Regions from separate parts of the Mus musculus genome. Here region 2 is linked to region 1. The links are chromatin loops, found by intact Hi-C in ENCODE. Cell type or tissue: left cerebral cortex. All regions are shown on one strand. Links, peaks and the distances in the headings refer to the core of each region. The heading gives the core; the rest is flanking DNA. Region 1 overlaps Wdr59 (WD repeat domain 59). Region 2 overlaps Znrf1 (zinc and ring finger 1).

Evidence for each region. A loop is a pair of places that touch in the nucleus more often than their neighbours do. Peaks named below come from ENCODE experiments on the same cell type or tissue, not always from the same donor. Only the 100,000 strongest peaks of a DNase experiment are listed, where the experiment ranks them.
Region 2: a loop joins it to region 1, with 2.6 times the contacts of the local background. A loop is called at or near these places in 7 of 42 quality-filtered maps.

What each region holds. Positions count from the first base shown.
Region 1 is chr8:111,463,080-111,468,451 of GRCm38, forward strand. Wdr59 (WD repeat domain 59) reads right to left here. Exons shown (of 26, transcript NM_001170742.1): 19 at 3,710-3,843; 20 at 2,710-2,791. Among named protein-coding and RNA genes, the nearest start is that of Gm24793, 47 kb to the left of the region's middle. In left cerebral cortex, for the core only: a CTCF peak has its summit at 2,456; no DNase peak of the experiment used is centred there.
Region 2 is chr8:111,623,071-111,628,442 of GRCm38, forward strand. Znrf1 (zinc and ring finger 1) reads left to right here. Exons shown (of 4, transcript NM_133206.4): 4 at 1-2,650. Ldhd (lactate dehydrogenase D) reads right to left here. Exons shown (of 11, transcript NM_027570.4): 7 at 5,240-5,368; 8 at 5,029-5,156; 9 at 4,418-4,508; 10 at 4,208-4,319; 11 at 2,541-4,120. The coding sequence ends at 3,955. Among named protein-coding and RNA genes, the nearest start is that of Ldhd, 4.6 kb to the right of the region's middle. In left cerebral cortex, for the core only: a CTCF peak has its summit at 3,073 (motif pointing left); DNase peaks (open chromatin) are centred at 1,117, 1,950, 3,052, 3,599 and 1 more place; H3K27ac peaks cover 3,027 bases.

The DNA of each region.
Region 1 (5,372 bases), core at 286-5,285:
TTTGTTTTGCTTTTTGTTTTGTTTTTTTTCTAGACAGGGTTTCTCTGTGTAGACCTGGCTGTCCTGGAACTCACTCTGTAGACCAGGCTGGCCTCGAACTCAGAAATCTGCCTGCCTCTGCCTCCCAAGTGGTGGGATTAAAGGTGTACACCACCACTGCCCGGCTTGTTTTGTTTGGTTTTGAAAAAGCAATATAATCATCGTACCCACTACCTGGAACACACTATTCTAAACCCGAAAGGAAGAAGACACAAACTTTGAGTCAAGTCTATAATTTGAGACCAGCAAGCAAATAAAAATTCGGAAAGGCAAACATTAGATATGTAAGATACAGCACAAGGGCAACATACAAAAAGTGACACACCAGTATTGCTCCAAGTACAGACATGCAGCTCACACTCATCGCCAAAGTTAACGATGGCAGGACAGGTTTTCTGCCATGGCTGACTATTGAGTTGTGTTAGAGTCTCCCTCCATAACACACATTTCCTAAAGGCTTTCAACAGAAGCGTGCCCTTGCATCTGCTTCACTGGTAAATGCGAGGGACACAAAACAGGAAGTACATCTTCATCAAGGGCAGGAAGAAAAACAATACAAATTCTTTGAGCATCACTGTTTGTCAATCAGGTCATTTCTGTCTTTACACATCATCAAGTCACAAATGACCGTCACATACAGCTGTGGGTGTCCAGACAGCTAGGAGCAGTCACAGGTTTTATGTCATTTACTTCCTCATGAAGTCAGAAGTATGGCTCATTTTATAGCAGGGACCCTGACGTTCACAAAGTCTGGGCAGCTTGCTGGGGATCACACACAGAAAGAGTGTCAGGGCCCAGAAGTCAAGCAGAGCCCACATGAAGACAAGCGTCTCCCCACATCACTGAGACTGGTCTAGCCTTCCATACCAATTCTGTCAGAAAAGCACTGGGGAGGGAGGAGTTGGGGAGAGGAGAGAAGGAAGGAACGGAGACATGCAGGAAGAGAATAAGGAAGAGGGAGAATACTTAAAGGAAAAGCTGTAACCCTGTTGAGAGAATGTTCTTTGGGGTGGGGCAGTCTTCAATGATTTCATATCCCCCATGGGGGTAATTCTTGTGGTTCCCACACTATAAACCCCTCCAAGGCTGAAGGCCTGAGAGAACTTGCCTGGGGTGTTCTCTAGGACTCTGAGCTGGCCTTGGCTAATTCCTATTAGCTTATTTTGCCTTCTTAGTGTTCAGAGTCTGGTGGGTGGGGCTGACGGAAATAGATTAAACCATTAGGGAGTTTTTTTAAAGGGTTTCTGGGAGAGATGATATGATATTCATTACTAGATGAATGGAAATCTTAGAGATTTTTTTAATTAGATATTTTCTCTATTTACATTTCAAATGTTATCCCCTTTCCTAGTTTCCCCTCCAAAAATCCCTTCCCCCTTCCTCTCCTCCTCTCCCCGCCCCCTCCCAACCACCCACTCCTGCTTCCTGGCCCTGGCATTCCCCCTATACTGGGGCATAGAACCTTCACAGGACCAAGGACCTCTGTTAGGGATGTTTTTAATCAAATGAAAATCAAGGGAAGGCCTCCGTGCTGACTCACTCAGTTATGAGGGAAACTCTGAGCTGCTGGGAGAGCTGCTAGTGACTTCCAAAGCTCAGTCTTGTCATCAAGTAGAGAACAGAGAGCAAGACAGACAGGAGGGGCCTGGCGGTTGCCCAGGGCTGATGGGAAGAACTGACTGAAAGACAAGAGTTTCTTTTTATGGGTGATAAAAACACTCTGCACGGTTTCTAATGAGAGCACTGACAACACTAGGAACTAAGTATCTCACTGTAAGGGGCAGACTAGTGATGTGCAGAACGTGCAGACTAGTGATGTGCAGAACGTGCAGACTAGTGATGTGCAGAACGTGCAGACTAGTGATGTGCAGAACGTGTCTCAGTAAAAAAGAACAATACATGGGAACCTCCGGAGATGAAGGAAACGGACATCTTACACATACTGTCAGATTTTACTATTTAACAATGTACTACTATTTTACAAGTATGGGTGTTTTGCCCGCAGGTATGTCTATCATGCACATGCCTGGTGCCAGAGGAGGCCAGAAGGGGTAGCTGGATCCCCTGGGGCTGGAATTACAGATGTGAGCCACCACATGGATGCTGGGAATTGAACCAAGGCCTCCTATCAGAGCAGCCCGTGCTCCAGCCTTCTCTGCGTCTCTCCAGCCCCATGAAGTCATGTTTAAACTGAGCATCTCTACCTTGAAGTACACGCTGGTAAACTTTCTTATGAAATATTTTTTTAAAAATTAAAAAAAGTAATTGAGGTGAAATGACAAAGGTACAGACAGATTCTCAAATTTAGGCGACAATGATCACTGTGGCATTGAAAAATAAACCCACATAGTTTAAGGGAAAAAAGCCACTTAAGGATCTTCCCCACTTAGCACTAATAACAAAATTTACCCACAGGTGGCAGTGGTGGCACTTGCCTTAAATCCCAGTACTAGGGAGGCAGAGCCAGGCAGACCTGAGTTTGAGGCCAGCCTGCTCTACAGAGTGAGTTCCAGGAGAGAGAGGGAGAGAGGAAAGGAGGGAGGGAGGGAGGGAGGGAGGGCAGACTGGCAAAGAAAATAAAAAAGAAACTTCAAATAGTGGGCACACCTATCAGTGTCACTAGCTGACAATTGTCAAGGCCAGAACCTCACCAACACAGATTGACAGTACCTGGACAAGATCCTTCCTTCCCACAAGCATGGCAGAAGTGGCATTCTTCTGACATGTCTCCTGAGTGTCGTTCACATTCAATCTGAAATTAAAACAAACAAGACTAAGAAGGTTTCTACTTGAACTTCCCAAGAACTCCTCCTGATTTACCAGCCTAGGTAAGTGTCTCTTTGGTTGTCACTCAAAACACCTCCTCTATCTGACAGGCTGGGAAGGGTTAATTAGAGCAGGTGCTGCAGGGCTTAGGGTTCCCACCTGGGGAGGACCGGAAATACTCACCACTTTCAGGAGGAGGCAATAAGAAAAATATTAATTAGCTACCAGCTTTTCTGTTGAGTTCTCAAGGTTTGGGATTTAAATGTGTACATACTAACTGTGATTTCCATCTAAAAAGTATTGTGCTGTGGGTATATCTCAAAAGATAACACTTTCTGTGATGTGTTCAAGGGCTTGGAAGACCTACAGGCCAGCCTCTGCTCCTATTGTCTTTCAATAAAAGAAGGCTCTAAATTCAGCTTGCTGGACCCTGAGCTTCAGCAGAGACCATCGGTGGGCCCAAAGTTATGCTTTCAGTTAGGTGAGATCGGGGGCAAGGAGGGCCCACCAAGCTGGGTGCCTGACCTACACAAAGAGTGAGGTAAGAAATGCACACTTGGGCTGGTGAGATGGCTCAGTGGGTAAGAGCACCCGACTGCTCTTTCAAAGGTCCAAAGTTCAAATCCCAGCAACCACATGGTAGCTCACAACCATCTGTAACGAGATCTGACTCCCTCTTCTGGAGTGTCTGAAGACAGCTACAATGTACTTCCATATAGTAAATAAATAAATCTTAAAAAAAAAAAAAAAGAAATGCACACTCTTTGAAGCCACAGTTTATGGCAATTTGTTAGTCACTATCAAGAAGCTACCACACCGAGTTTCCCCAAGTTGTCTAAGACTTTACAAAGCTCTGCAGCTCCCAAGGTGCCGTGCCCCATGCCGCCTGGGCCCATGGACTTACATGTACAGCTCTCCCAAGGACTTATGAACGGGAAGGAGGCACGAGACATCCTGGATGATGACCTTGCCAGCAGCCTTAATGGGTCGGTTGCCGGAGTCAGAGCCTTCCCGCTTACTCTTCCACCTCCTCGATTTCTAAGGGAGATGACCAGAAGTGACTAACGGGGCCTCTGGAGAGTGGGAACCTACAGTTGCACAGTACATCATATTTGGGTCATTGGTCATTTGCAGAGACTTTAAATTACATCGTGCCCCACAATTACATGAAATCAGCATCTGTAGGAAATAAAAGGTAACAAATGGCCCAAAGCTCTTGATCCAAGACCCTCATGGGGAAACAAGCACCTACTGCAGGGCCATCTACATTCTGCAGGTGCTCAAAAATAGATACCAGGAAGCCAGAATTAATTAATTAATTTAAAAATAGCAGGTAAAGAAGTTAGTAAAGATCCCCCACAAACGGGGAAGGGGGACTTTAGGGTGTTCAGTACTAGGTTCAAAGTTCTTGCCTGAAACGATTCAAAGGTTTTTTTTTTTCTTCATAGACAGTTTCAACAGGGTTAGTTGATATTTTAATTCAGACACGACAGTGTGGGCTCTGCAAGGCTATTATGTCTGAAGACAGAGACACTGGGTAACATAAGACCTTGCTTTTGTAGCAGGCCTGAATTATTTCTATAAGCGATCATTTCTGAAGGTCAAAGATACTTAGTTGGGGAAACCCAGTTAACAGACATGGGAGACCATGGGCGCATGTTTCAGCTCCCAGAGCTGCCTCAGGAAGTGGCTGTGAGGAATGAGAAATGTCGTGGGAAACAAAAAGTCACAGAGTGTCGCCCCATCTGGCATCTTCAAAAAGACAACCAGTTATCGGAGCAATGTCCTATTTTATTTCCAAAAGTTAAAAGAGGTCACCAAAGACACTTGATTAAGCAAGGGAGCCACACAGTTATCAACAGGGGAGGCATAAGGAGCAACTAAAAGGGGCTTGCAGTTTGACATCAGAAAACTAAGGTACTGTGTGTTCTGCCTCAATATGGCCCTAGGCAAGCTACTCCTAGTTAATTACTTGCTGTGGATTTAGTCTCACAGCCGTCAGTCTTTCTTGTCTTATTAGCTAATGCTGAGCTCTGCTATCCAGTCTGAAGTGAGTAAGGTACAGCGAGGAGACACAGATGCAGATGCACAGACTTACTTAACACTGCAACCTAGAACTGCAGTTTCTGTGAATGCCCGTAAGTGGTCAGGAGCCACACCACTCACGTTTCCACTCCTGAGTTCTGTATAATCACTCTTTCAGGAATCTGTCTACGCCTAAATCCAGGCGTTTCAACCAATGCTCTAAGTGTCCACTGAATCGACTTCCCATACTAATCAATATGTCTTGGGACCTACTAAATGTGGGCCACCTGGGTTCCAGACAAGTAAGTGAAGTAGGTTAGCTGAAACACCTATGAATTGTTCATCATAATTATCCACACCTCTTGATTCTTCAAAGGGGGAGGGGTGGGGCAGGGGAGCCTTGACCTGTTATTATGGGGTAAGCCTCCAGTCTCCTACAGGCCCCAATTTCTTGAAGAAGAACTATGTCCATACTCCAGAACTACTATCCTTTTATCCAGTTGGGGCCGCTCACATAAGGGAAGGACATGTCAGAGTGGGCT
Region 2 (5,372 bases), core at 241-5,240, 160 kb after region 1:
AAAGTCTTGTGTCGACTGGTGTTTTCCCTTGTGATGTTTACAGCCTGCTGTTTGCTGCCCAGCTAAAAACCACTCATGACAGAAGCAAGCATAGCCATGTCCTGACCCTAGCGCTCTGATGGCAGGTGGGCAGGCGGGCACACGTTAGTCCCTCTGCCCAGCGCCCCAGTTGGCTCTCTGCATCACTAACCTTTCTACCTTTGGGGATTCGTTTTTTTTTTGTTTTCTTGTTCTTCTGTCCCATTTTTCTGGCTTGGTTTTGCACTTTTCTCCCCTTAAATTTCCTTGATTTCCTTGCCAAAAAAGAGGAAGATGAAGAGCCCATCGTGGACACTTGCCCTCCCCCAGCCCCGAGTCTCCCCTGCCTTTCCTCCTGGATCTGATCCCATCAGAGGATTTAATAATCACAAATACACTGAAAAAAAAAATGCCTGGACATTTTTCCAAGGCCCCTGTGATTTTTTTTTCCCCCTGAGGAAATTTAGACTTAGCTAAAGGACTGTGTGCTGCAACCCCCATTTTCAGGCGCACGGAAATATTTTAGCCATTCACACATGACATCAGCCCATGCAGGATAGGTTTCTGTATTTATATATTAAAATCCAAAAAAAAAAAATTACAAAAATGTTTTAAAACTGTTCAAAGCTTAGGAGAAAAGCTTATCAGTCAAGGTGTTTTGATATGGTATTAAAATAGTGTGTAACAAAAGATGCACCGTGTGATTTATTTTAATGAAGTGTTGTTACACAATCAAGGTGGAAGGCAAATGCCAGTTCCCTCTGTCCACCTCTCAGCCCACACCCCCTCCCTCAGCACCTGTAATGGCTTAGCCACTCCTGGGCAGAGGCTCTACATAGTGGCTCGGCTGTGTCTTTGAAGTTTATAAATTCTTAAGCATCATGGAGTGATTGTCAGTCTTCTGTCATCTCTGGTTGTGATAGGATGCTACTGGAATGATATTCAGGGGCAAAGCTCTTACAGCCACCAGAGGATACAGGCACCTGGAGATGCCAGCCCAGTCCGTTTGCTTTTCAGAGCCTCTGCCCCCCTCCCTACCCTCTGCTTGCCTGTTGCTCCGTGCAGAGCCAAGTGCTGACTCATGGGCATGCTTCTCTGAGGCCCCGGAAAAGGCCCTGCTCTGGGCTTCTTCCAGCTCACAGTCCTTGAACCAGAACCAGCCACTCAGCCTCATACAAGTTAGCAAATTGCAGGCTGGGCAGGAAACCTCGGGGCAGAGCAGCAGTGCATACCTGCCTGTCTTCTAGCCAGGCTCCAGGAGCTGCATTTCAGGGCCTCCTGCAGAGCCAGCTAAGGGAAGCTCTGGAGGGAGATGGCACCACCTCTCTACCATGACCATTTCCAGACCTGCCCCTTGTACTGCTGTGTCAGGGCCCAGTCCCAGCAGGCCCACAAGTTTGGACTATGCTACCACCCTTGCCCTCAGATGCGTCCTGAAGCAATTGCTCTGTGCAAGGACATGTGTTGGAGGCCAGTGGGCATGTGGGCACCAAGGCAGGGAGGCAAGTTCAGAGAACTAAGAGTGCTTTATTTAGAGCCTGAGTGTCAGACGCCTCAGGACCTGAACTGTAAGCACTGTCAATGGCCAGAAACTGGGCTCTTGTCTGTACTGGGGCACTTTACTTCTTGGTGGAACCGTGAACTCGATCCCTTGCATGTGAAGTGGGGACAGGGTCATGCGGCTCGGTTCAGTTTGTGTCGGGGATCTGCCCCAAAGGCCTGGCACATGCGCAGCAGGCTTCCTTGTAGCTATGTCACTGCAAAGGGCACTGTTCTATTCCCAGCACCTCCAGCTTCTGCCTGGCACCTGTGTCTCCCCGTTCTATATATAATCCTACCAGCAGAGCTGGCGGGCCAGGGCCCAGCCCGCAAAGAGATCTCCTTGTCTGACCCCCGGGCCTGGAGACAGGCTTTGTGTGCCCACCTTGGCTGTGTGAGCTCGGCTGCCCTGGCAGTGCTGTGGCTGAGTCCCGTGGTTGAGTTGGTTGGGGCGGCGCTGAGCCCCACACCGGGTGCTATTCTAGGCTCTCTAGGCTGGTGCTCATCCCATCCCCAGTGACTTCCGCCCCCACCTGGCACACCAAAGCCCTCTGTTGGCTGTCATGTCCTCTGAATTTGGACCCAGATTGCCAGTGCCTGGTGTGAGGGGTGGGTGGGACTGGGCTTGTCTGGGCTTCCCAAGGTGGCACTTGTGTGTGTCACCTTTTATCCAGACAGCCCTCCAGAATCCTGTGTTGTTCGTTCCTACTCTGCCTTTCTGAGAAGGAAGAAAATCCGGAAGAGCCAAGGGATGGGTTCTTCCCCTTAGCTCTGAGGAGCCCAGAAAGCCTTCTGAGAGCTCCAGGAGCCCCTTTTGAAAACCACCCATCTAAGCCATTTAATAGTATTGAAACTCATAGGAGAATGTCCTCCTTAGGAGACAGTGGCTGAAATATATAGTTGAATGATTTCAAGAAATGTATAATCTAATCCCATATGGTCTCCCCTCCCCCAAAATATACAAAGCAAATAAGGCAAAAATGTCCATTGTTGAATCTTCAACGACTGATATTTCAGTGAATATAGTGTATTTGTTCTTTCAACTTTTTCTGTATGTTTGGGATTTTCTTTAATAAAAGAAATTGTGGGGAAATGGCTGTGTATTGAGTTTCCCATTATTGGAGGGTGTATGTAGGAGCCCTGCCCAGTGGAACTCAACTTGGGAGGACTTGAGGTGAACAGACTGTCTGGGGGTGAGGGGGGTTCACTGGCGATATTTCTCAATGGTGAATTCGGGACTGGTGTTTGGGTTTCTTCATCCTGAAGTAGTTTGGGAGCAAGCCAAAGAATCATGAGACAGACCTGAAGTTGGACTAAGAAAGTGTCAGGGTGGGGGGCAGGAGGCTGCTTCTTCCTTTTTTTTTTCCAACCCAAGTACCTAGCAGTAGAGAAGATGGTACTACAGTTGACTGGGACCCACAAGGGTAAAATGCCTAGAGACTGGCCACCCTAAAAGTGTCTGCTAGGTTTCTGGTGTTGCGCGCCCTCTCGTGGACTTCTGGGGAACAACTGCAAGTACCTCCAGACCAGGGCTCTGACCAGGGAGTCTCAAAACTGCCAGGCCCCAAAGTAGGCAAGACCCTGACTTTGAAAGTAAGCGCTGGTGGATAGAGCTTTATACCATGGATAGGGATGGGACACAGTAGGTTAGTTCATCTGTATTTCTATTGTCCACCATAACAGCTTGAAGAAGGTGCTTCAGTTTCCTGGTGGGGAAGCTGTCAGGTGACCTCCACCACTGGCAGGTCTCCTGCCTCAGGTATGCAAAAGCAGAGGGGCTGGGACTGACTTTCTTCCAAAACTTGAACTCCATCCCCTCCCCAGGCTACAGTTAGTCTGGGGATGGGCCCAAAACAAATGCTTTTTAGCCCAAGGTCAAGAGACCTAGAGGGGGAAAGGATGCAGCTGCAAACGGGGCTCACGTGACCAAAGAGCCGGCCCAACAGTGCCGGATGGAACGGTCCTCCCTCCCTCTGCAAGGAAAGGAACGCTCCTGTCATCATATATACAGGGTGAGTCATGATGCAGGGCACCAGCAGAGGAGAGGCCCCCACAGACGGATCTGGGATCTGATCTTAGCTTGGAGTAGATCCACACCACCTCTGCCAGCCAGGAAGACACCCCACTGGGAAACACCCTGGGTTTTCTACCGGAGTAAAAGGCTCCTAAGAACAAGGGTAGCAGCTTTCTGTGAGAGAGTCCAGCTCCCTCACCTTCATCTTGAGCCCCAGCTACAGAGGCTACCTGGCAGGCATAGATAGATAGATAGATAGATAGATAGATAGATAGATAGCATCAGCCCTTCCATTTCGTGCTCGATCGTTGGCATGAAGGAAAAGACCAGAACAGGGGCGGGCTTTGTGTTCTGGAGATTGCCAGCCAAGGGTTACACATTCCTCATAGCACTTTGCCTGGGTTCATGAGACCACGGGGATCCAGTGTGTTTTTGAGCTGCCGCATGGTCTCCACGCCCACGGGGCCCACTTCCTCTTGGAGCAGCTGTCGCTTGCCCAGTCCGATGCCATGTTCTCCAGTGCATGTCCCACCGAGTGCCAGGGCCCGCCTAGGAAGCCAATTGAAGGAACCCCCAGCACTCCTCCCTCAGCCTCCGCCCTCCCCAGCCCCCAACCCTCCCCGGTACAGTCCTCACCTGCCCAGATTTTCTGCAAAGGCCTTGACCCTCCTCTGCTCCTCTGCATCATCTGGGTCGACCAGGAGGATGCAGTGAAAGTTGCCATCACCCACATGCCCAACGATGGCTCCTAGGGGCCCAGAGAACAGTAAGTGTCGCCTCTAGTCTCCTTGCCCAGGCCTTGGCTAACCCCAGCGCCTCCCAGACGGCAGTGAAGTAGAACAAAACCTGTGAGTTTTGAAGCTTTAATCTCCTCCTTGGTCTCTACCAAGATCTCTGGCAGCCGGGAGATGGGTACACACACGTCCGTGGAATAGGCCTGAATCGGAAGGCAAGCCTGTGTGATTCCCCCCATCACCCACTGCCTACCCAAAGTTAAGGGATCACTGTGGTCAAGCCTAGGACCAATCCAAGGGGTCTTGATGTCGCGGAGTGACACATCTGACCCACTGGTCTTCTTCGCTAGCCCAGGTCTTCACTACTCCCCTGGATCTAAGCCTGGACCCCATGCAGGGTCCCAGCAGCCCCACCCTTCTGAACTTCTGCATAATCTGCCCAGCCGTCCCATCTAGCTAGACTGCCTCCTTCCTCTCCATTTCTTCCCCAGGAGGCCCTTCCAATGTTTAGAATTCCTAAGTGCTCAACACTATACCTGAGGCTGACTTGTGAACTCCTAAGTTTGGAGCAAATTAACAGTTCTTTCTCTCTAGACTCTGGAATAGCTGGGTGCAGTGGTCTATAGCCCCTTGTCCTCACACCCACTCAGCCAGCCCTTGGTGGGCCTCAGTCTTCTCTATGTGAGTGGGTAGATCCCACCTCCAGCCCCAGCTTCAGCTCACCTTACTTCCTGGACTCAGGGCCAAGGCTGCATACCAAGCATTGTGCCGCGCTGCCCAAAGTTCATTGCGCTTTTCGGCCTCCTTGGCCCAGGAGAAGTGAGAGCCACCATTATCCTGAGTGATTGCCTCTGTAGTAGGCACAGAAAGGCTGATGGTTAGACCCCTACACTGGGACAGCCTCAGACCTCACAGCGCCGTGTCCCCGGCGCACCTGTGCGCTGCAGCTGTTCCGCCAGTGTCTGCTGGGAACCGTGGAACTCCAGGAAAAGCGTGGGTGCCACGGGGCAGTTAAGTTTGCTGTGTCTGTTGCAGGCATCCATCATGACATCATCTAGGAACTCTGG